2 separate regions of the Homo sapiens genome follow, and region 2 is linked to region 1. A link is an interaction called in ENCODE POLR2A ChIA-PET data of the cell type or tissue named here. Cell type or tissue: GM12878. All regions are shown on one strand. Links, peaks and the distances in the headings refer to the core of each region. The heading gives the core; the rest is flanking DNA. Region 1 overlaps PTPRF (protein tyrosine phosphatase receptor type F). Region 2 has its middle 21 kb from the start of PTPRF.

The links. ChIA-PET counts read pairs that join two places held together with the same protein. Peaks named below come from ENCODE experiments on the same cell type or tissue, not always from the same donor. Only the 100,000 strongest peaks of a DNase experiment are listed, where the experiment ranks them.
Region 2: POLR2A ChIA-PET joins it to region 1 with 10 read pairs; 3 of 35 experiments call an interaction of 5 or more read pairs at or near these places.

Annotation. Positions count from the first base shown.
Region 1 is chr1:43,577,514-43,588,525 of GRCh38, forward strand. It overlaps PTPRF (protein tyrosine phosphatase receptor type F), which reads left to right. Exons shown (of 34, transcript NM_002840.5): 7 at 1,297-1,407. Among named protein-coding and RNA genes, the nearest start is that of PTPRF, 52 kb to the left of the region's middle. RefSeq lists enhancers at 3,749-4,570, 4,732-5,001. In GM12878, for the core only: no CTCF peak of the experiment used is centred there; a DNase peak (open chromatin) is centred at 4,898.
Region 2 is chr1:43,504,237-43,515,248 of GRCh38, forward strand. No RefSeq gene overlaps it. Among named protein-coding and RNA genes, the nearest start is that of PTPRF, 21 kb to the right of the region's middle. In GM12878, for the core only: no CTCF peak of the experiment used is centred there; a DNase peak (open chromatin) is centred at 5,915.

The sequences.
Region 1 (11,012 bases), core at 928-8,927:
TGGGTTAGATGGTGGAAGAGGGACATCAGGTAGTGAGGTGGCTATAGGTCAGACCCAGGGTGGTACCCCTTTGGGCCCCAACCGTGAGAGCATGACTTGGAACTCTTCCTCTGGCTCCTGTCCAGTCCAGGCAGGGGGGGCCCGGCAGCTTCTGTCCATGTCCTGTGTGGGTGTGATTGTCCATCAGCCTGGGCCCTGGGAAGGTGGGGGCTGTCAGGTTAGGCTGGCTGTTCTGTGCAGGAGGTGGTTTTGTCAGACTGTGTCCTGTGGGGGTTCTTAACTGTTGGACCGTCCTGTGTGGGTGTAATTGTCTGTTGGATTGTTCCAGGGAGGGGTGTGCTGCCTGTGCCCGGGGGTGTGTCTGTCACAGACAGCTTGCCCAGTGTGCTTTCACAAGCAGTTTTTTCAAGTGTTTATTGGTGGGGCCAGGGGACGGCCAAGTCCAGTGGATCCACCCCCACCTTGCCGCTCTGCCTTGGCCTCCCCCGCCAGGACCTGTCAGAACTGGCCTCAAGCCCAAGATTCCTCCACCCTTTCTGAGGGTCCTTTTGCTACCCACCCCGATCCTGGCTCCTGTCTGTCCGTCTGCGGCCAGAGCAGCCCCTCAGGGCACTGGCCCGAGTGAGAGCTCCAACCTCCATTAGCCTCTTGAATTATGCAGGAGCCGTGGTGGGTCGAAGCACTTTAGCAGGACCGGGCTGAGGAGTGGAGCTGGAATGGGTGGGGCTGGCGGGGAGGGGGTGGAGTAGGAGGGGAAGATGGTGCTGGGAGCAGAGGCTGCTGGGCACCAGGCCCCCAGGGCAAACCCATTCCTTCCTGGTGGGCGGCAAATTCTCAAGCTCCAGCCTGATGAGGGCATGGCGTGCTTGTGAATCCCAGGCCCGCCAGTCTGCAGGCTGCTCCCACACCTGGCTCTGACTGGCTTAGTGGGGCTGCGGGGCCAGGAACACTAACAGGGATGTTGATTGGGAAATAGGCTCCAGTACTGGCAAGAGTGTGGCAGAAACTGAATGGAGCTGGGGGTTGGGGTACAGTCCCTGGCAGAGCAAAGGTGGGTCTTGCTGGACTGTGGGGAGCATGAGATTGTGCTCCAAAGCACAACCGTTGGTTCTAGACAGGAGGCCACTGGGCTCTTCAGGGAGAGCTTCCTGGAAGCAGCAGGGGTGCCAGGGTGTGGCCTGGATGAGCTTCGACATCTGGTCAACATCAGCCACAGATGCTGTCGAGACCTCTCACCGTGTTCCAGGCCACACTCGACATGGGCCGTGCCTGACCTCTCGCTTCGTGTACCCACAGGTGCCTTGCAGATAGAGAGCAGTGAGGAATCCGACCAAGGCAAGTACGAGTGTGTGGCGACCAACTCGGCAGGCACACGTTACTCAGCCCCTGCGAACCTGTATGTGCGAGGTAAGGACTCAGGCAGTGCCTGGCCCCTGTCACCACAGAGCTGTGCTGCACCTGCCGGGCTCTCTGCCCAGAGCCCTTGGTGCAGACACGCAAGGGACTGCCATGGGCCCAGTCTCTTCTCCTTCCTGCTTCTTTCTGCAGCAGCAGCAACAGCTCCCACTGGGCAAGTTCCTGGCGTCTGCCACTACTTCGCCTTCCTTCCTTGCAGGCCCATGGGGAAGCAGCCACTCTTGGGAGCATTTGTATCTTTTGTAGGTCTTGCCGCATGGGCCCGGAGCCCCATGGGAATTTGGAGCCATCCAATCCGACTTCTTGGTGTATGTGCATGTGTGTGTGCACACACGGGCACACTTATCTGTGTGTAAATGCATGCATACCTGGCCTGGCTTTCCTTCAGTACATCCTCCTGCCTGCCGCAGCATGGTGGGCTCCAGAACCACCATGGCTCTGGGCTTTGGGGTAGTAAGGCCTCAGGAACGGACCAGGCCAGGTGAGCCTATCCTCTGGCCAGGTCTTCCTGGAGCCTTCCTGGAGGAACCCTTGTGTTCAGCTGTGAGCCCCTGTGGTTATGTTGCCTCGGGTGAGCACCTGGTGTGTTCCAGATGTTCTTTGCTGGGAGCGAGTGGACAGTGTGCTTTCTGGAAGTCCAAGTTCCCAGCAGAGAGGAACCTGGGGACTGTTTTGGGGTTTCCAATCTCTGCTATGCTCACAGCCTAGGGGTGACTAAAGCTGGCCACCTTGCCCTTTCCTGAGAACACACTGGGTCTGGTATACATGTGCCCAGAAGGGGCCCTGAGAGCCCCTTCTACCCTCATACTGTCCCCTCACCTAGCCTTCTTGTACAGATGGATGTCATTAAAAGTTAAACTGTTGACCGGGTGTGGTGGCTCACGCCTGTAATCCCAGCACTTTGGGAGGCTGAGGCAGGCAGATCACGAGGTCAGGAGATCGAGACCATCCTGGCCAACATGGTGAAACCCCGTCTCTACTAAAACTACAAAAATTAGCTGGGCGTGGTGGCGCGTGCCTGTAATCCCAGCTACTCAGGAGGCTGAGGTAGGAAAATCGCTTGAACCAGAGGTTGCAGTGAGCCAAGGTCGCGCCACTGCACTCCAGCTTGGTGAAAGAGCAAGACTCCATCTCAAAAAAAAAAAAAAAGTACAACTGTCTCCACCCAGGGGATTGTAAAGGAAAGCGGACATGGCTCCTTGCAGTGATGATTCCATCACGCCAAGTGCTTAGCGCGGCTTCCTGAGGGGTGTCGTCTGACTCTCCACCCAGTGCACGTGGTGGGTGATGGCGGTGGCCTGTCCGACTCTTTGGGGCCATGTGGTCAGACTTGCTTACTCAGAGCAGAGAGAATTAGGCTGTCAAGGCTGTCAACCAAAATACACTTATCAAGGAGTTGCTGTCTGTCATGGGAGAGGGTGGTTCTGGAGAGGCCACAGGCTGCCAGCCCATTCGGTGACCAGTTGAGCTGCAGAGGAACTATTTGTGGTGGGCAAATTGTGCTTCAGAGACTATTAAAGATGCTTCATGAGAGTTGGGGGCATGGGATGGGAGGTCCCCTAGCTTACTGTCAGGTGTCTTACTCCTCAAGGCTCAGGCCTCAGGTCAGCTTGTCTGTCTTCAGGAACAAGAGCCTGAAAACTTCCCAAATGGCCTAGAGGAGTGGAGTTGTAAGCGGCACAGCCTTGGCCCCACCCTGCCCCAGGCAGAGTGTCTGGCAGGCATTGGGGCTGGCGAGTCCACTCCAACAGAGGAGCAGCTGGAATGACCCTTCTCAAAGATCTGCCTCCTCCCACCCTGACTATCGCAAATGCTGTGCTCTCTAGAGCTCTGCTCACAAGACTGTAGGGTCGAGAGTGGCAGTTCCAGGCCTCAGCAAGAAAGCCTTTGCATGTGGCTGCACCAGGGAGAGGAGAGGCCCAGTAGAGCCACTGTAAACCCAAGCCAGCTGCAAGGGCGTGGCCTATGGGCACATTTCCCAGGGCACAGCTACAGGAGGCAGTGCTGAGGCAGAAGAAGGCCCAGAGGTGGATGGACCCCCGCATTGTCCTCTTGACTAGGCAGCATTCTCTGAAGTCACTGTTACACTGGCCCCAGCCCTGGAGGCAGAGCAGTGGGTCTCTTTGGAGATCGACTGAGCTCAGCTGCTGTAGCTGGCAGCTCAGTCACTGCCCAGGGAGCTCTTATGTGCAGCCCCTTGGAGCATCCCTGTCTGTGGGGCTCCCTGTTTACACATGGTAGACTCAGGCAGGGCCCTGACTGGCTCTTGCCATGGCCCAACCCCTAACTCTACCAGCTCTTCTTGAATCTACCCTTCTGGCTCCATCCCCACATGCCTTTTGGTAGGAAATACGGGGGTTCCTTTAGTTCCAGCCCCACTTGCCAGGGACTCCAAAACAGCCAAACCTGACTTCTGTTGTCTCTCTCACACACACATACGACGTTCCTCTAGGCCCTGATGTCTCAGGACCGTTTCTAAGCTCTGTCCCCAGGACCTGCCTCATGTAGACCCTAATTGAATCTACACCACCCTGCTTTGCCAAGAGCAACCTGCCCCATAGGCCCTACTGTCCTACTGACAGGACTTAGGCACACCTGAAAGGCCCTGCTCCCTGGGTGCCTTGCCTCTGGTGCCCCCACTGCTCGTCATCTCATGGTTGGCAAAACCCCTGCCTTCTGCCCTCAGCAGTACTAGGGGCCCTTCAGCCCCAGCGCCTGGGGACAGCCTGTACTGGGCTGACCACCAGCTCTGCATCCTGAGCCCTGCTTGTGGGTGGATGGCCGTGGAGGAGTCCCCAGTGCCAGCCTGCTTTCTGGCCTGCACCCCGTCCCATCTCCCAGCAGAGAGGCTTCGAGGTTTCCTCCCACAGCAGGCTCCTGAGCCTCAGACGGCTTGATGTGGGCTCTAGCCCTGAACTTCTCAGCCGCAGCACTGTTGACATTTTGGGCTGGACGATTCTTAGTTGTGAGGGGCCATCCTGTGCATTGGAGGGTGTTTAGCAGCATCTCTAGCTCACTAGATGCCAGTGGCACCCCTCAGTCAAAACAAACGTTGCAACGTGTCACCTGGGGGAAATTACTGATGGCTTCCCACTGCCATTGTCTCCACCCATCTGACTCTCTTCACCTGTGTCCACTGGCCGCAAGGCTTCGTCTCCTCATCAGACTTGGCTTCGGTGTCTACCTCACATCTCCCTTCTGTCCCCCAAATTCTCAGGGCTCCCAGTGTCGCTCTCTGAGGCCACGCGACTGCTACATTTAATGGGACAGTACACGTGAAGCACCAGGCACATTGCCAGGCACACAGGAAGCACTTGCTAGTCAGTAGCCTCTGCAGCTAGCACTCGGCTACTAGTCAGTAGCCTCTCGGATAGCACTGTGGGGGGATGTGTCATCCAGTTACATCTGACTTTGTTCACAGTTGCCTGCAGCTCCACCCACAGTCTAGCAGGCCCAGGCATGCTGGGTGGGCCAGAGCCTTTCTCCTTCACCACCTGACTCTCCCTGAGTGACTCATTCTCTCCTTCCATCTACAGCTCTCTGGGTGTACAGCTGCTGGGGCCAGGGTGGAGCCCTGCCCTCCTCAGAGCCTGGCCTACCTGTGCCAGGACTACCAGCCTTCCCCCTTTCTCTAGGGACCTGGCTGCGGGCCACAGCTGTCTAAAACAGGGACAGTGCCTTTTTCCCCACAGGTGCCCAGACATGCTCCTTACACCGGTGGTGTGTGTGGGGGTGGCTTCTAGTGGCTCCTGTACCTTGGCAGGTTTGTGGGCTGGGTGGGCCTTGACCCCAGAGCCCGGTCCACAGGGTCTGTCTGAGCTGTGGGGTGCGTGTGAGGCATGGGGGCCTGCCTGTGCCCCATTTTCACCTGCCCCGGCCCCACCCTCGGCCTCCCTGGCGCCTGCTGGCGGGCCTCAGCCCTGTCCACCATGTCCTCCATGAGTCCTGAGTCTTTTGTGAGTGATGTGGTTCGTGTGCACCTGTGTGCATGTGTGTGTGCGAGGGGGCACAGGAGTCTCGTCTCGTCTCCGTGCTGTGTGGGCAGATGAAGGTTGGCCTGTTTTTACTCTCTCTGTGTTTCTCCTTGTCTTTTTTTTATTCCCTCCTCATCTTCATCGCACTCTGCCATCAACCCAAACTCTCATCTCTCAGATCAGCGAGAAGGTTGGTCCTTTTCACTTCTTATCCATCTACAGTTCGCCCATCGATGGGACACGCCTGTCAGTAGGGCCCAGCGGGCTCGGTCAGCTCCCTCAGGCTCACTGCGCCGTGCCTGCCTGCCAGTCTCTGTTGTTTGGGCCGGCGGGCAGGCAGGACCAGGGATGGGTGGGCAGACCCCTGACCTGCATGTTCCTGCTGCTTGGGTCCCTGGTGCACCACGTGTCTGCATGTCCCCTTAGCCTGGTTCCCCTGCAAGGGTGGTGGGGTGGGCATGCTGCATGGCATGAAACTGTACCCCACCTTTGCACCCAGGCCGGGCCAGCTGTCTGATCCAGGCGGTGCTCAGGAATGGTTGTGGGGGGCTGTGGTCAGAGAGAGGTGTAAGACCTGTAGCGCTTTGTGTGCACCTGTGGGACCTTTCACCGCCCTCCTCGCCTAGAGACCCAGGCTCAGCCGAAACTACTGGAACATTAAGGCGAGAGGCTAGAGCAGGCTGTCCTCCCAGTATCCTGCAGCACAGGGCAAAAGTCCTGCAGTGTGTACCCTGTCCTTGAGGCCCTCAGGTCCCCCACCAGGGCTTAATGGGGCAGTCAGCCCTGGTCTGCCTCAGGGAGCTTGGTGTCCATGGCGCAGGGTGAGTAGCGTCATCTTGGCACCCTGAGGAAGTCTCCCATAAGGTTGTCTTTTCCTTCTCCAGCCAGATCCAAATTAAGATCCTCCTACCTGCCCCAGGCCCCTCTGCCCAAGCTTCCCAGCTAGCTCCCGTGTCTGTTTGAGGGTGGAATTTAGCCCACCAGCCAGCTAACTGACATTCCTTAGCTTGATGCTTTGCATTCAGACTCAAGTTGCTTCTACCTGGAGTAACTGAACGGTCAGCTGCAACTTAGCAGGATCCATATGGGAGCCTGGAAGTGGCCCCTGACTCAGCCACAGGTTAGGAAGGGTTTCCTGGAGACTGTCCTTGAGCCCATTCCAGAGCAGGTCTGTTTGGGGCTTGGTTTTCCGCCCCACCCTTGGAGCCAGACCCCCACCACTGATGCTGGGGTTGGCAGCAGGGGCTAGTGGTCATTCATGTATCACATGGTCTGTGTGGTCAGAGGAGACTCACCTGTCCATTGGGTTTTGGGGGTTCAGGATAGCAGTGTAGGACAGGCTGAGCCTCAGGGAGCAAACCCAGGCCATCCTCGTTCCCTCTGCCACATCCTCCGTGGCTTGAGTTTCCTCTGTGAGGGTGAGGGAGCCGGTCGAGAGGAGGGCTATAGCCTAGGCTCAGATATCAGCCCTGAGCATCCATCCATATGCACAGCTGAGCACTGGGGCATTTCTGTTACACCATTTTGCTGACCGGGCAGATCTGCGAGGGCGTCCAGAAAACAGTCATCAGCAGAGACAGCCCAGCCCAGAGTGGCTCCTTCCATGCCCCTTCCTCTACCCTCCTGGTCCCTCGTCCCCTCCCTTCCCCCACCCCACCCTATGGTCCCACCAAAAATAAGCACATGGACAAATATTTAGCGGGAAGGCAGACATGAGTTTCTAAATATTCCAGGGGGATTTGCCGGGCTGGTAATTTGTTTGGTGCTGATAATTGCATCTTACATTTTTCCAGCTTTACTTAAAACTGTGTGCCGGGTTTGCCGGCATTTAATTACTGCTCTGCGGCAGCCACAAGGTTATTTATTAAAGAGTTATTTTATCTTGATACAGTGGATCCTGCCCCTCATCCCCTCCTTAATGTTGTGTTATTTTCATCAGAGAAATTTCTCTGAGTGAATGCAGATTGCGGGGCTGCCTCCCCCTGCGATTAGGCTGTCACTCTACTGAATGCTGATGCCTCTGGGCGCCGCACCGCCCTATTATAGGGGGTTGTCAGCGCAAATAATTAGACTTAAAAGTTACAGCTGAAATATAATCCAGAAATGGCAGGGCCCTGTTTTGGAAATTGTCTATAAAATGTCAGCACTAAGGATGCACAGGGAACGGTAATATACTGGCATTGTTGGAGCCTAAGATTAGACCCTGAGTGCATTTTTCCCAGCTCCAGTTTTTCTTTCCCTGCTGTTGCTTCTGTCAATAGACTGTCCAGGGTGAGGCCTGTTCCTTTTTGGAGGCCCTGTGCCTGCAGCAGTGGGTGGAGGATGGTTGGGGCTGCTGCAGTGAGATGCCAGCCACTCCAGCTGTTGGCATGGGGGTGGCTGTCTGGGCAGGTCTAGGATGCGGGTCCCTGTTGGCACTTGGAATACAAGGAGGTTGTCCCTTGCCTGTTTCCCCCACCCTTCCTCTGTAGACATACCCTGACCTCCCTCACATGGAAAATGTCTCAGTCTCAGTAACGTTTCTGCGTGGCTGAAGCCCAGTGTCCTTGTGAGAGTGAAGGTGGTGTGCCCAGGAGCCTCTGGACCTGAGGCCCTTGCTTGGTGTTGCAGGTGACCCTAAAGGCCACTGTTGACCTCTCACACTTATGCCTAGCCCCTAGAGCTCTCCCTGCCCCCTGCATCTAGGAGGGAAAAAATAAACACAACTCTTCTGTGAAGCGCCTCAATTTCCTGACAGCCGCAGGAGTTGGAGGCTTTAGAAGACGTGGCTCAGGGCGTTGGCCTGACCTCCAGGGCTGATCCATGAAGTCCGCCTTTTGGCCTGAAGACCCTGTCCTCCAGGGACAATTTGGGGGTAAAGTCCAGTCAAGTTTCTAGGTTGGTGCCCAAGGTTTATTGGCCAAGGACCTACTTCCTTCTGCTGGGGCTCTTTGTCCTGGTATCCAACGACGTGATTAGGCCCCATGATTCCACCACCGACTGGGGTCAAGCCTGCAATCATGACCTCTCCCTGGCACAGGCTGTCTAAACCCATCCTTACGCCCGCTGGAGCAGCGTCCTCTCCTGCCAGCCTCTGCTAATTCTGATGCTTCTCCCCAGAGCCTTCTGGGTCTTTTTTCAGGCCTGTCAGCTAGGGCTCGAAAGGGTGACAGTTTTTCATCACACAGACCTACTCCTACTACGTATATAAACTTGGTCATGTGGCTTGGTTTTAAAACAGTTCCCTTGACTGTAATTGGCAGGTGATAGCATCTACAGCATGGAAACCTGCACCTAGTAGGTGCTTAAGCATAGCTTCCCTTCCCATGAAGAGGAGGAGACAGGGCACCCACTGGCCGAGAGGACAGGAGAGATTTAGTTCATTAAGGCTGCTCCTCTGTGCTGCCCCCACCCCGCTTCTGTGGCAGGCCTGGACCTGATCTGCAAACAGACTTGCCTGCCTGTGCCTGTCCCTGAGGCCCATCTCCAGAGCAGAGGGAGGGCATGCACCGCTGGGCTGGGTGGTGGTCCTGGCTGAGCCTCCTGCTCTCACCTTGGACCATTTGAGGTGCGTGCTCAGAGAGTCCTTTGTTGCCATGAGACACTTGCCAGCCATGCCCCGGGATCCACCTGTTCTGCCACAAGAACTGTGTCTGTGACATGCTGTCATCATTGGTAGAGACTCCTGGCACTAGAACAGATGACAGAAACCCACTTATACCAGCGTAAGCAAAACAAGGAAGTCCTGTGTTACAAATCTGAAAAGTGTAGTAGATTTGGTGCTGGGCAGGGCTAGATCCAGGTACTTAAACAGGTTGGCCAGTCATTTGTCTGTCTGTTTCTGAGCTCTCCTCTCCTCTGTCGACATCTTTGTTCTCAAGCAGCTTTTCCTGTGTGTTGGGAGAAGCCATCCCCAGCTGCTCTAAGCTTAGCTACCTCAGTAGAGAGAGAAGGTCGCTTTTCTAATAGTTTCTGCGGAAGTCCAAAGGCTGTTTCTCCATAGTCAGATCTGGGTCACACACCCCATGTATGAAGAATGCAGGTAGAAGTGGTTTCCTTAAAGACAATGGGAATGCTCATTGATTTGAGGAGAAAGCAGAACCCTGAATGTCTACAAGATACTCTCATGCCCTAGGTGAACCTGGGGACACAGATCCAGCCCACCAGCACCTGTCAGGCCTGGTCTCTGGGGCTGCCAGGGTTTGGGTTCTGTCTGGAGCACCAGAGTAAGGCAGGCTGTGGAAGGAGTTGAAGCAAGTGCTAAATTAGGTAGGGTCTCTTGGGCTGGGCAGAGGAGTCACTGGGAGCCATGCAGGAGCTTGTTAAACAGGGAGTGGCATCAGATTTGTGCCAGCTGTTTGTGGAGGGCCCGTGAGCAGGAATTGGGGCAGTGGACAACAAGGCAGGAGGACTGACGCAGAACACATTGCAGCAACTCAGGGAAGGATGATGATGGCTTGGACTTTGGTGGTGGCAGTTGCCTGTGTGTATGGAGAGAAATACATGGATTTGGAAGATATGTTATGCCACGCTGTTGACAGGACCTGGTGACTTGCTGAATGTCTGATCTCTGGGTCTAAGTTTTGACCCCTGTATGGTGAGGTCAGACGTTGGACCGGGAGGTCTCTGAAGTTGCTTCTAGCTCTAGTTCTGTGATTTGGGGCTGTGTGAGCAGCATAGTCTGGTGCTTATAGTGGAGATGCTCCTTATGTGGTGCTGTGGGGTCTTTGCATGCCTGGGCCCCCCAGCGAGGGTCCTCAGAGACCAGTGCTCTCAGCAGTGCTCTTGGGTACTGACTAGCCTGCTGCCTGCCGCCTTTGGCCCTGCGTGTGAGAGTGCCCGTGTAGGACACACCCTGGCCTCTGCTCACCAGCTGCATGGCCCATCTGCATGCCAGACATGCCTGCCCACGGCTGGGTTTCATCACCTCCCTTCCCTCTGCATGCTCCTGTGTCTGTGTCAAGCTTCCAACTTCGGGGGCGGGTGGTTCTAGGCTGTACCCTGGACTGAGAAGCTCAGAACAGCTTCTGGTCAGGGGAGTCCAAGGCTGGAGGTCGTGGCCAGGCACAGCCACAGCCACCCCTCCCCTTGAGACCCTTGTTTGTTGGCGCAGGAAGCCGTCTGTTCGGCGCCCTCATCATGTTACTGCCATCGTCATGCCCATCCTGCCCGCAGACCATGTCCCTGGCCTGCCCTGACCCCTGCCCCTCCCCAGTCCTCCTGAGGGCAGCCCTTTTGCTTGGGTTCCCAGGTTGTGCCCTGAGCATGGCTGAGACCCTGGCAGGCGGCCCTGCTGCTTGCCTTATTTCTTCCCCTCAGGCCATGGCCTGGAGGTGGAGGCAGTGACTCCACGGCAGGTGGCTGTGTCCCTCTGGACTGGCCTTCTGCTCTGCCCAGCCATGCTCTGAGGACCCTCCACCCTAGGGCCTGCTTTCTCTCCTTGGTGCTCCAGCCAGGAGCAGGCAGAGATAGGCCCTGGAGAACACCCTGGGTTGTGGTCCTGACCAGGCCTGGACCTTGTACTGAGTCCCTGTGTGACCCTGGGCAGACAGGACCTTCCTGACAGGCCTCAGTTTCCTAGGCTATAAAATGGGAGCTTGGTTGCAAGATCTCTCATTGAGTAAGTCATCGTGCTCCAGACAG
Region 2 (11,012 bases), core at 2,005-10,004, 72 kb before region 1:
TTACTGTCGGGCCCTTATTTGGATATTTTGACATTTGAACATGTTGGATGTTTGAAACTATATACATAGTAGGTAATATTATTTATGCATTTCTTTCTTTCTTTTTTTTTTTTCTTTTGAGAAGGAGTCTTGCTCTGTTGCCCAGGCTAGAGTGCAGGGACGTGATCTCAGCTCACTGCAACCTCCACCTCCTGGGTTCAAGCAATTCTTCTGTCTCAGCCTTCTGAGTAGCTGGTACTATAGGTGCCCGCCACCACGCCCGGCTAATTTTTGTATTTTAATAGAGATGGAGTTTCATCAAGTTGGTCAGGCTGGTCTCGAACTCCTGACCTCAAATGATCCGCCTGCCTCGGTCTCCCAAAGTGCTGGGATTACAGGCGTGAGCCACCGCGCCCGGCCTATTAATGTATTTGTTTCAAGATGGTAAAGAGAATGTTATTTGGTTGGTGCAAAACATTTGTTATAAATATGAATTGGGTATGATAGACTTGAGAGCAATAAGCCTAGAAGTTAGGCAGATATCAGCAACAAGAAGGAATATTTTTTGTTGTTGTTCAGAACCATCTTACTTTTTTTTGAAACGGAGTCTTCCTCTGTCACCCAGGCTGAAGTGCAGTGGTGCAATCTCAGCTCATTGCAACCTCTGCCTCCTGGGTTCAAGCAATTCTCCTGCCTCAGCCTCCCTAATAGCTTGCCACAATGCGAAGCTAATTAATTTTTTTTTTGTATTGTAATTTTTTTTGTATTTTTTAGTAGAGACAGGGTTTCTCCATGTTGGCCAGGCTGGTCTCAAACTCTTGAGTTCAAGTGATCCACCCGCCTCAGCCTAGTGCTGAGATTACAGGCATGAGCCACCATGCCCGGCCCAGTCTTAACTTTTCTTAATAACAGACCCATAGCAAAGACATAGGAACTGCCTTTCACCAGGAGTGTCAGCCTTTGATACTGCTGGGGTGCCAAGAGCACCATGCTTCCAATTCCTCCACCTGTTACTCTCACAAGCATCACACCGAGACATTTCTGCTCCCCTGCCGGCCAGCCCTGGAGACGGAGAGTCCTGGCAGTGACAGACTGGCCAGGCTTGGAAAGGGCCCCTCCTCCACTCAGCAGTGGCTTTATTGCTTGCTCAAGGCCACTGCTTTTCCCAGGATCTCCTGGAGTCCCTCCATTTTTTCCTGAATCCTTTATAGCTGTGAAGGACTCACACTTCATGGGCCTAGGACCAAATTCAAGACAGGCACTGGGGGCTTCCCAATCCCCTTTTCCCCAGACACAGGTCCCCTGAAATATTCTCCAGGCCAGGGCAGGCAGTCCGGCTGGAGGTGGTCTCCAAATCAACACAGCCCGCACTCCCCATCCATGCTAGAGAAGAGCTGGGCGCCTTCTCTGAATCCCGTAGCCATTCTTCTGTCCTAACCGCCCTCTTTCGGACTGCATGGAATCATGTTTGTTCTGGAAAACAGAGGAGCAGAAACAGGAGGTCTTCATTTGGATTATTTGGATTCCAAGCACAAGGTCTTCTCTCATGTCCCCACTTGAACCTTCTCTGGGTCTCGCCGGCTTATCATGTCGCCTGGTGAGTGGACTGCGCCGGGCTGGGCCTGCTCCTCCTGACAGCCTTGAGGACTGTCCCGGCATGTTGCTGCATCCCAAATAAACAAAATTCCAACTCCAAAGGCAGTGACGCATAATGTGGACTTTTTACTGAAGGTTTTGTGAGATGACACAGGAGTCATCATGCTCCCCACAAGTTTGTTCCCCCAAGTTCCCCATCCACAGCGGCTGCACACTCCTCTCCTTGCTCTCCGACCTTTTTTCCTTGCCTTCTCTTTCTGTGTGCTCCAGCTCCTCCCTGACACCCTCTCAGAGTCAGCGTGTAAAACCTGGGCATCCTTAGCCAGAGGTCCCCTAGGAGGCCTTGGTTCATCTCCCCACCCTCTCCTGATGGAAATACTTGTGGTCTTCAGCAAAGAGAAGTGAGTATGCTATTTCCAGCTCCAGCCCAGCCCCACAGCACCCTCGTCCCCTCCCCGCCTCCCCTCATCCATTGCCTTCAACTCTGAAACTTTCCTTAGGGATGTTCTTGCCAGCCCCAGCCTGGCCCGCAGGGGACCCCTGTGATTACCACCAGCACCCTGGACAGGCTCCAGGTGATGTCCTGGAGCCTGTCTGACTCTGTGGAAGGATGTCCGCAAGTCCTGGGATTCACCTGGAACAAAGCCAGCCTGCCCAACCTTCTGCCTGGGGCGGCTGCTCTATCCACCCACTATGGCACTCCCACCCATCCCTCCCAGGGGAAAGGTAGTCTTTGCCAAGCTCCTTCTCCACATCACTGTCTGCCACAGATGGCTTTCACTGCCGTAAGCCATTCATGTTTCCAGGGCATGAGAGGGTGGAGGGTGCCACAAAGCCCTGGGCCGTTCTGGGCTGTCCCTGAGGCTGTATGACTCTGGCCCTGCAATTCCAATGGACCAAACTTGCCCCCTCAGAGACATACCAGGAGCGGTGTCCTGCCAGGGCCAGGGGCTGACAGACAACCTTCAGAGCAGGGCCTTGTCTATTGAGATTGGGACCTGCTCACCTCCAGCTCCCCACATACATCTCCCCTCTGTTCCCAACTCTGATTTGAGTTGCCTCCCTCTCTGCCCGCTCACTAAGGGCTGGAATGCAGGTGACCCTCCGGATTCCGGAGGGTCTAACATTGTTAGGAAACCCTGGCTAAACTGTTCCCACTCCAGCTGGCTTCAGACATTCCAGATTCTCAAAGCTGTGCAATGCCCCTTGTCAAATGATTCACTCCAAACGCCTCTGGAACTCATGCACATGTGTGGAGCGCCTTCCCACACCTGGTAACCTGGGGTTACTAACTCAAGACCTGGCCTCCTAGCTCTCCACCATCAGGGGTCAGATCCCTCAGCTCACAGAGCCACAGGGACAATGGCTTTAGCAGCTGGGAGTTCAACGTGGGTTCCCTCTTCAGAAGCAAACCCTGGAAGGAAGATTCGCATGCAGGTGATTTAAGAAGAGTTCCCAGGAAGAGCCAGTAGGAGAGTGAGGCGTGGGGACCAAGAAAGGAAGGGGGTTAAGTAAGGGTGGGCTATTGATCAGTGTCCCACAGAAGGTGACTTTGGCCCAATCCCTTCACAGGTCTTTGAGGCTGGTGCAGGTCACATGTCAGATGACCCTGTCCAGGGAGCAGTGGAGCTGCAAGGTTTATAGCCCGAGCCCCTTAGTCACTGGTAAAGGTTGCCCTTGCCCCACATGCATTCCTAGGCACTTGCACCCTCCTTGCATTTACTTAAAATGGGCTCCAGGAGCCTGAGCTCAGCCTCTGGCAAAGATGGAGTGCAGGCTGTTGGAGGTGAAAGCACTCAGGTGGCTGGTGTGCAAAAGTGACCCAGGGGTATAGGGGCAGAATGCAGACAGCATTGGCTACAGAGTCTCTCTGTAATCATTTCTCAGTGCAAACTCTTCCTATCCCAGACCTGCAAACCTCTCACGCTCCCCTGGCATGTTCCAGCCTCCACTCTCAGCCTCTTCCCGTCCTGGGAGCAGAGCCCCTTGCTTGCTGCAGGGTCTGTCGCCTGGCATCTGCTCACCAGCTGGTGAGGCAGGCCTGGAACCCGATCCAGTCCAAGGGCATCTGCTCCCAGCTCCTCTCCCCTCCAGAAAAGGATTCAACCCCTTAAGAAATGGGAAGTCTGTTGAGGTTGGAGTTTCCTATAACCTCATAAAGGGGGATGGAAATCCCTTCCACATGAAGGGCAGCAAGGGCCTTGGGCATACCACCTGCCCCACAGAGCAGACAACCTCTAGACAAGTGGGAGTGTTTGTCCTGGGCAAAACCATCCTCTAAACCCTCACCTGTATGACCAGTGGATTTCTCTGAGCCCCCAGGGGAGCTCATGCCCTTCTGCTTCACCACCAAGCTCTCCACCCACCACTCAGGCTAGGAGGGAATCACTGGTCCTTTGATGCTCCTCTTCTCCTCTTCATTATATTTTGCTGTCTCCAGATTCAGTGTGGTGGAGAGACTTTGGGAGGCCAAAGCAGAGGATCACTTGAGGTCAGGAGTTCGAGACCAGGCTGGATAACATGGCAGAAACTCTGTCTGTACTAAAAACACAAAAATTAGCCAGGCATGGTGGCACACGCCTGTGGTCCCAGCTACTCAGGACGCTGAGGCACAAGAATCGCAACTCTGATTTGGGTTGTAAAACCTGGGCATCCTTAGCCAGAGGCCCCCTAGGAGGCCTTGGTTCATCTCCCCACCTGGGCAGTAGAAGTTATAGTGAACTGAGATCACCCCACTGCACTCCAGCCTGGGTGATGGAGCAAGACTCCAGCTCAAAAAAAGAAAGTGTGGTGGAGAGGGCTTCCCACATCCCCACAGATGTATGGGTGTCTCGCCCCAACTTGGGGTCAAGGTGTCACTGGGTTTTCATTTCAAAGGGTCACCGGTCAACTTTGTCTCTCCATCCGCCTCCTCACCATCCATCTCCTCCTACTCACGCCTCATCAAAAAAGAAGGCTGGCTTCTCTTTGGCCTCTCTGGGGCATTTCCTGTTCAGCTTGTCATGGGAGGTATAGTCAGTGTCCTCAGACAGGTGGATTCCCACTCTTCCAGGTCTCTCTTGGGTGGCTTGCTGTTTGGACATACCACCTTAACAGCCCTGGCCTCTGGCTGCATGTTAGAAACTGTCAGGAGTCCTGCCCCATCCCCTCTCAGATATGGAATTTTCTCAATTGCTAAGCTATTTTCTGCCTATCTGGGGCCACCAAACGCATTTTGAAACTCAACCTCCAGTCTGCAAACCTGGCTCTACACCTGGATAAATTGCAAGAAATCTTTCAGTGGCAATAACAGAACACCAGCTCAAATTACTACAGGGAAAAAGGGGGATTTGCTGGTTCATTCACTGAAAAATCACAGAGGCAGTTAGCTTCAGGCTCAGCTGGATCCAGGTGCTTAAACAAAGAGTTGGTAAATGACAGCCTGTGAGCCAAATCTAGCCTGCCACCTGTTTTGTAAATAACTTTCTATTGGAATGCAGCCGTGCTTATTTGTTTACATATTGTCTATGGCTGCTTGTACCCTACAACCACAGAGCTGAGTAGTTGCAACAGAGACCACATGGCCCACAAAGCTGAACATATTTACTATTGGCTCTTTATAGAAAAAGTTTGCCAACCCCTGGCTTGAACAATATCATCAGGAATGTGCCTTTATCTCTCATTGCCTAAAGGCTGTTGTTAGTGCCCTTGCCCTTCCCCCTAAACTGCAAAGACTGAGAGTGGCTGAGATGTGACTCCCCAAGTAAAGACCGGGGGGAAGGATAAATGGCTTTGGAGCAGGCCAAAACAACAGATGTCTGCTCTACAGGCTCTGAACTTGTTTTCTGTGCAGTGACAAGCCGTAAACCACTTGGAGTTTATCCTTCAGCTTGGTGGCATCCTGAATGAGACTGTCCCTGTCTCCTTGTTGCCAAGCCCAAAACAAGATCAACAAGTGATCATGGCTACAGCCCGACTATCACCATAGAGAGTGCTCAGTCAGCAGCACCGTTCCGGGGGCAGCGTGTGGATGAGAACATCTTCACACCAGCCCCAAGGCCCTATCCGATCTGCATAGAGCATGCCAAACACATTTAATTATGTTCTGTTCAGTCCCTTGGGCTGGGGAGTCCCCTTGGGGAGCAATTCTAGTCTTGCCAATTGAAGTTCTGCGGGTAAAATAATTCTTAGAATCTCACCATTTTTTGATGAGATGATCTCAAAACAGAAAATCCAAAAACTGATAAGAACTTTTCCCAACACCCTCCTGCCACCGAGTATGCTTCTTGATCTTTGCTGGGGTAGCTGGGCATGGGAGGAAGTACGCCTTCCAGACTTGACTGTCCAGTTTCAGAAGACAGCAATCAAGGTGTGCCAGTTTCAAAAAGCATCCCATGCTGAGTCATCTCCAGAAGGGCGGGTTGGTGGGCAGTGTTTTCTATGAACTGCACTGGGGCGCAGGTGTCACATTTTATTTGGACATCCTCTGCCATCTTGGGCCAGAGGAATCATGCCCTAATTAGCCCCAGCATCTGTTCCCTCCCCAAGGCCTAAAATCATCATGCGTGGACTCAGTGCCGCAGGGTAGCCTTTTTGAAACAGTACCAACTGCTTCCACAGACCATGTATGAGGCACAAGGAATCCTGTACAATACCTAATAATTAGGGCAATTTCTGTCATTCCTAGAGAATGGCGTTCGGGCCATAAGAGAAGCTTTGTACCCTTCCTGCCAAGAGACCTACTTCTTCCCTTTCACTGTCAACCACAGCTAGACATCTTCCTAGCAAAGCTCTTTGCCAGTCAACCACATTCATCTGGGGCAGAGAGGTAGATTTGGGTTATATAATTCAAGGCTATAAGTACAGCTTCTGAGCATTGCCCTAGGCTGTCAGCCAAGCCTCTTTTCCAGACCCTTTTGCCATTCCAAATGGTCTACGCTCCCTCATTAAAGATGGTCTCGGTGATACGAGGACATGACCTTTGTAACATAGCAGCTGCACCTTCACAGCACATGAAAACAACATTGGAATTACAGGCCACTGGAGCATCCCCTGAGCATGCCTCCCAATACCCAATCCAGTGCTGGTAAGTGAAGGGTGCAACAGCCCACACCTGAATGGTGCTCCAAATTCACATTCCTTAGATGTATTCTGATAACGCATATCAGCATTAAAAATGCTGGTCTGGGCCTGCTGCGGTGGCTAACACTTATGATCCCAGCACTTTGGGAGGCCGAGGCAGGAGGATAACTTGAGCCCAGGAGTTTAAGACCAGCCTGGGCAACATACTGAGAACTCATCTCTACAAAAAAAATTTTTTTAAATTAACTGGGCATGGTGGCATGCACCTGTAGTCTCAGCTACTCAGGAGGCTAAGGCGGAAGGATCACTTGAGGCTGGGAGGTCGAGGCTACAGTGAGCCATGACCAAGCCACTGTATTTCAGTATTTCAGCCTGAGTATTTCAGTCTCAAAAAAAAAAAAAAAAAAAAAAAAAAAAAAAAAAAAAAAAAGCTGGTCTGTTCATAGAGTATTGGGCCTTACTGCCAAATGGCCATTGATGAGCAACATCACAATTTTATTATCCCCATCGACCTGATATAACACCACCTTCCATCTGTTTGTCCTAGATCAAGATTGTCTGCTGGCATTCTTTCCTTTAGGGAACCACCTCTCCCTCATTCCATGTGGCTTAGGGGGCACTGATCCCCACTCAGTCCTCATCCTCAAGACCCAAAGGTGGGTGTGTGACATGAGCCTGCAAATCAGACTACTCCATTTCCAATCTCTAGCCGTAGTGATTAGTTCACAGATGGGCACATGACCAAGCTGAGCCAATCAGAATCTTCCCTGGGAGTTTTCTGCCAGAACTATCAAGAAAATGCTCCTGTATTCTCTGAGAGTGGAAGATGGAGCTGCCTTAGCCATTTTCACTGTCCATGTGAAGGAATAATTCTGCAATAGAAGAGAATGAGGCCAACAAGCAATGTGAACCAGAGAATAAACCAAGATGAGAGATGGAGGGGGATGGAGACAGGCACAGAAACAGAGAGAAACGTGATGACAGTTATATGAGTCCTTGAACCCAGCCATTTCTGAGTATCTAGTCTAGGCTTTGAGAAAATAAAATATTATAAGCACCAGTCTATTATTTCATCTTTGTTTAACATTGTAATTGAAACCAGAGGTTTCAATCCCAATAAATAAGGAATCTTCAGAGAATGAATAGTTATTGACACAGTGCTTTTGAGAATGCAAAGCACTGGACTGGACATAATTTTTTGTGTGGCAAAAATTAGGAGTAAGGTGAAAGGTAGAAAGTACAGAGAAAGAGAGACACATATACACACACACGCAGAAAGAGAGAGAAAGAGAGAGACTATTAACCATATGGAGTTAAGATCTTACTTCAAATTACATTTATTCTTATTTTATACCTTGTCATCATGATATTGAGCAGTTTGTATGCATGAAGCTCTCCTCTGACATTCTACTCTAACTGCAATGGTTTATTGTTTTACAACCCTTAACCCTGAGACTATGATGCTTGTTTATTGTAGAAAATTGTATTTACTCCTTGTAAGTTCGTTATAAGGAATTGAACTTTCCAGCAACCCTGTAATATTTCACCTGAACTGAGTATGACTTCAGTGCTCTTGTTTTATTTAAACCAAACAGCAGTACAAGGCTGGTATAGTTTCTTGGTGTTGGGAAAAAAAGTATTTGTAAAGTGTTTTTTTTTCCCCCTTGCATAAGTTATACAAGAAAAACAAATACTGGTTATAACGGACTCACATTAAAAGCACAATGCACAATTTAAACTTTCTTCCACACCCTGGGCTTTTGAGTTATGTCAACCAATATATTGTCCTTTCTTGTTCAGGTGCAACAGAAAGAATCTTGAGTAATGCACCTTCTGAGGGGGAGTGGTGAGGGAGGCAAGGGCTAGGTGGGTCAGCAGGGTGAGCTGATCCCTACTGTTCCTAACACTCTATCCTTTTTCAGGGCCTGAGGCTGCCCCTGACATTTTCAAGATACCTGGATACCATCTCTGAGCTAACACCGATTTCTAGAACTCCAGAATGCTACCGTGATGCCGTGGTCAGAGTGGGAATATATGGGGTCAGGGTAAATGGAGCTGTTGACCTGAGTCCACCCCATGGAAGGCCCAGCAAGGCCCCAACCCTATCTTGCAGTCATTCTCCTTGCTTCCGAAGGTGTCGTTGAAATCCATAGCACCAGCAGCCTGCATTCCCACACCAGATCCTTGATCTACGTGGATTAAGAGCTTTCTTTTTTTTTCCAGAGGAAGGACCTAGTATGATCTCCTGCCTTCTCCTTCCCTAGCCAAACAAAGTAAAGCTAGACTACATCCCTGGGATAATTAAAGATGTTAGTGAAACCACAAACAGCTTGAAATATACAGAATTGGTGATTCCTATCACATACCAGCTAATTCTCCAATTTGGCTGTAGCCAAAGAAAGACAGGCCTTGGAAAGTGGCAGTGGATCACCATATGGTTCGTTAGTGACAACAATTTGCGTCTGCTGCCCCAGACCTGGTCAGATCACATGTGTCCCCCTAGCTGTCTTCCTGGCTGCCTGTCCTAAAGGTTGTCTGTGGCTGTCTGGCTGAACCGTGGGTTCTTAACAACCACACCCCCTGGAAGCGCCAGTGCCAGGAGAGACTGCAGCCTCCCCCATGGGTGCCTTCTTGTTCCCTCTCATGCCAGGTATCCTTTGTTCCTAGGTGTGTAGTTCACCATGCCTTAGATGCCACCATGTTTGCTCACTTCACAGATGTGATGGAATCTGGTCACAGCTGACACTGGCCTTGCTCCACACTTCTGGATGATTTCACTCCAAGATACAATCTAAGCATGCAAGGAAGGAAAAAATCTGTCATAAACAACCATATCAGTCAACAAATGCACACCTGAGGCATCGAAAAACGTACAAAATCCCAAAATCCTGGATGCAGTAGTAATCCCAACACTTTGGAAGGTCAAGGCAGGAAGATCACTTGAGCTCGGGAGTTTGAGACCAGCCTGGGCAACATAGTGAGACTGCTTCTCTACAAAACAAAACAAAACAAAACAAACAAAAATTAGCCAAGTGTGGTGGCACATGCCTGTATTCCCAGCTACTCAGGAGGCTGAGGTGGGAGGATCAACTGAGCCTGGGAGGTAGAGGCTGCAGTAAGCTGTGTTTGCACCACTACATTCCAGCCTGGGCAATAGAGCAAGACCCTGTCTCAAACAAAAAAATCAAAGAAAAATGTACGAAATCATTGTTGACATCTGACTTGAGTGTTTCTTTCAGCACATGAGGAGAGTAGCCAGAGAAACGTTTTCAGAAATGGCTGAACCCAAACAGCACCTTAGTAAGCAAGGGCCTTTTCATGCGGGCATTCACTGCACCCCAAATGGCCACCTGCTCAAGGCCAGAAGGAGGAAAACCTCTTCCAACCACCTAGCACTTTCTCTGGCCTAGTAGTCTCCTCTAATCTCTTGCAGTAGTCTGCCTCTACCTCCCTGGACTCTGGTACACGCTATCAGCTGTTCAATCCCTCAGTTTCTTTCCAGATGAGGAAGGCTGGGGTGGAGATGGGTACCACTTGTTGGTGGAATATCGACAAGAAAGACAGACTTTTCATACTGCCAAGATCCATCCCCTCTTGGCATATGGCCTGTGTCATGATGCGGAAAGAGCTGTTGTCTGGTGACAAGTCAGGTGACCACATGTCCCTTTGGTTACCCTGGTCATCGTACATCTCGTGCTTCAGGAAGGCAGATATGGGCACAGAGAAGAACTTGCACCACCATAGTTGTCATTTCTATCTCAAGGTGGTTGCCACGGTTTCCCCCTGATTTGGAGCTGGTATTCCAAATTCCATCCCCTCTCAGGCTGATCAATCTTCATTTCTTTGTGCCGTAAATCTGCAAGCCTGGCAGTCCTAGTGAAGTTATACTCTGAAGTTTGAAAGGAACAATTTAACCAAGATGCAGCTGGGTATCACTCGATGGGGAGAAAATCCCAGAAAAGGCCCAGCCTTTAACCCACACATGATTGGGTCCTCTTGAGCCATTGCATCTGACACCCAAGACCAGACTTGAAGTCAGTCCCTACATACCATGAAATGCCCCTCAGTACAAATCCGACTCCAAAGTGACTGAACATTTCTTGAAGAGCTGGAGGAGGTTACATGACCCTATGCACAGCAGAATCCCTTGAGAATCTCCTTCAAAATCCATGCCCCTTTAGCATCTCTCCCAAAGGCATTAGCCAGTTTTCCCCTTCTCATTCCCGTTCTCCCACCCACTGTCCACTCCACAGCCTCTCCCTGCCAGGCTGGCTCTGGCCCTCCTCTGTTTTGTATATAAAAATCCTGCCAGCCTGAATATACCATTCAGCAAATGAGAAGCCAGCCAAAGGGTGCTCTGCAAAACAAAAGCACAG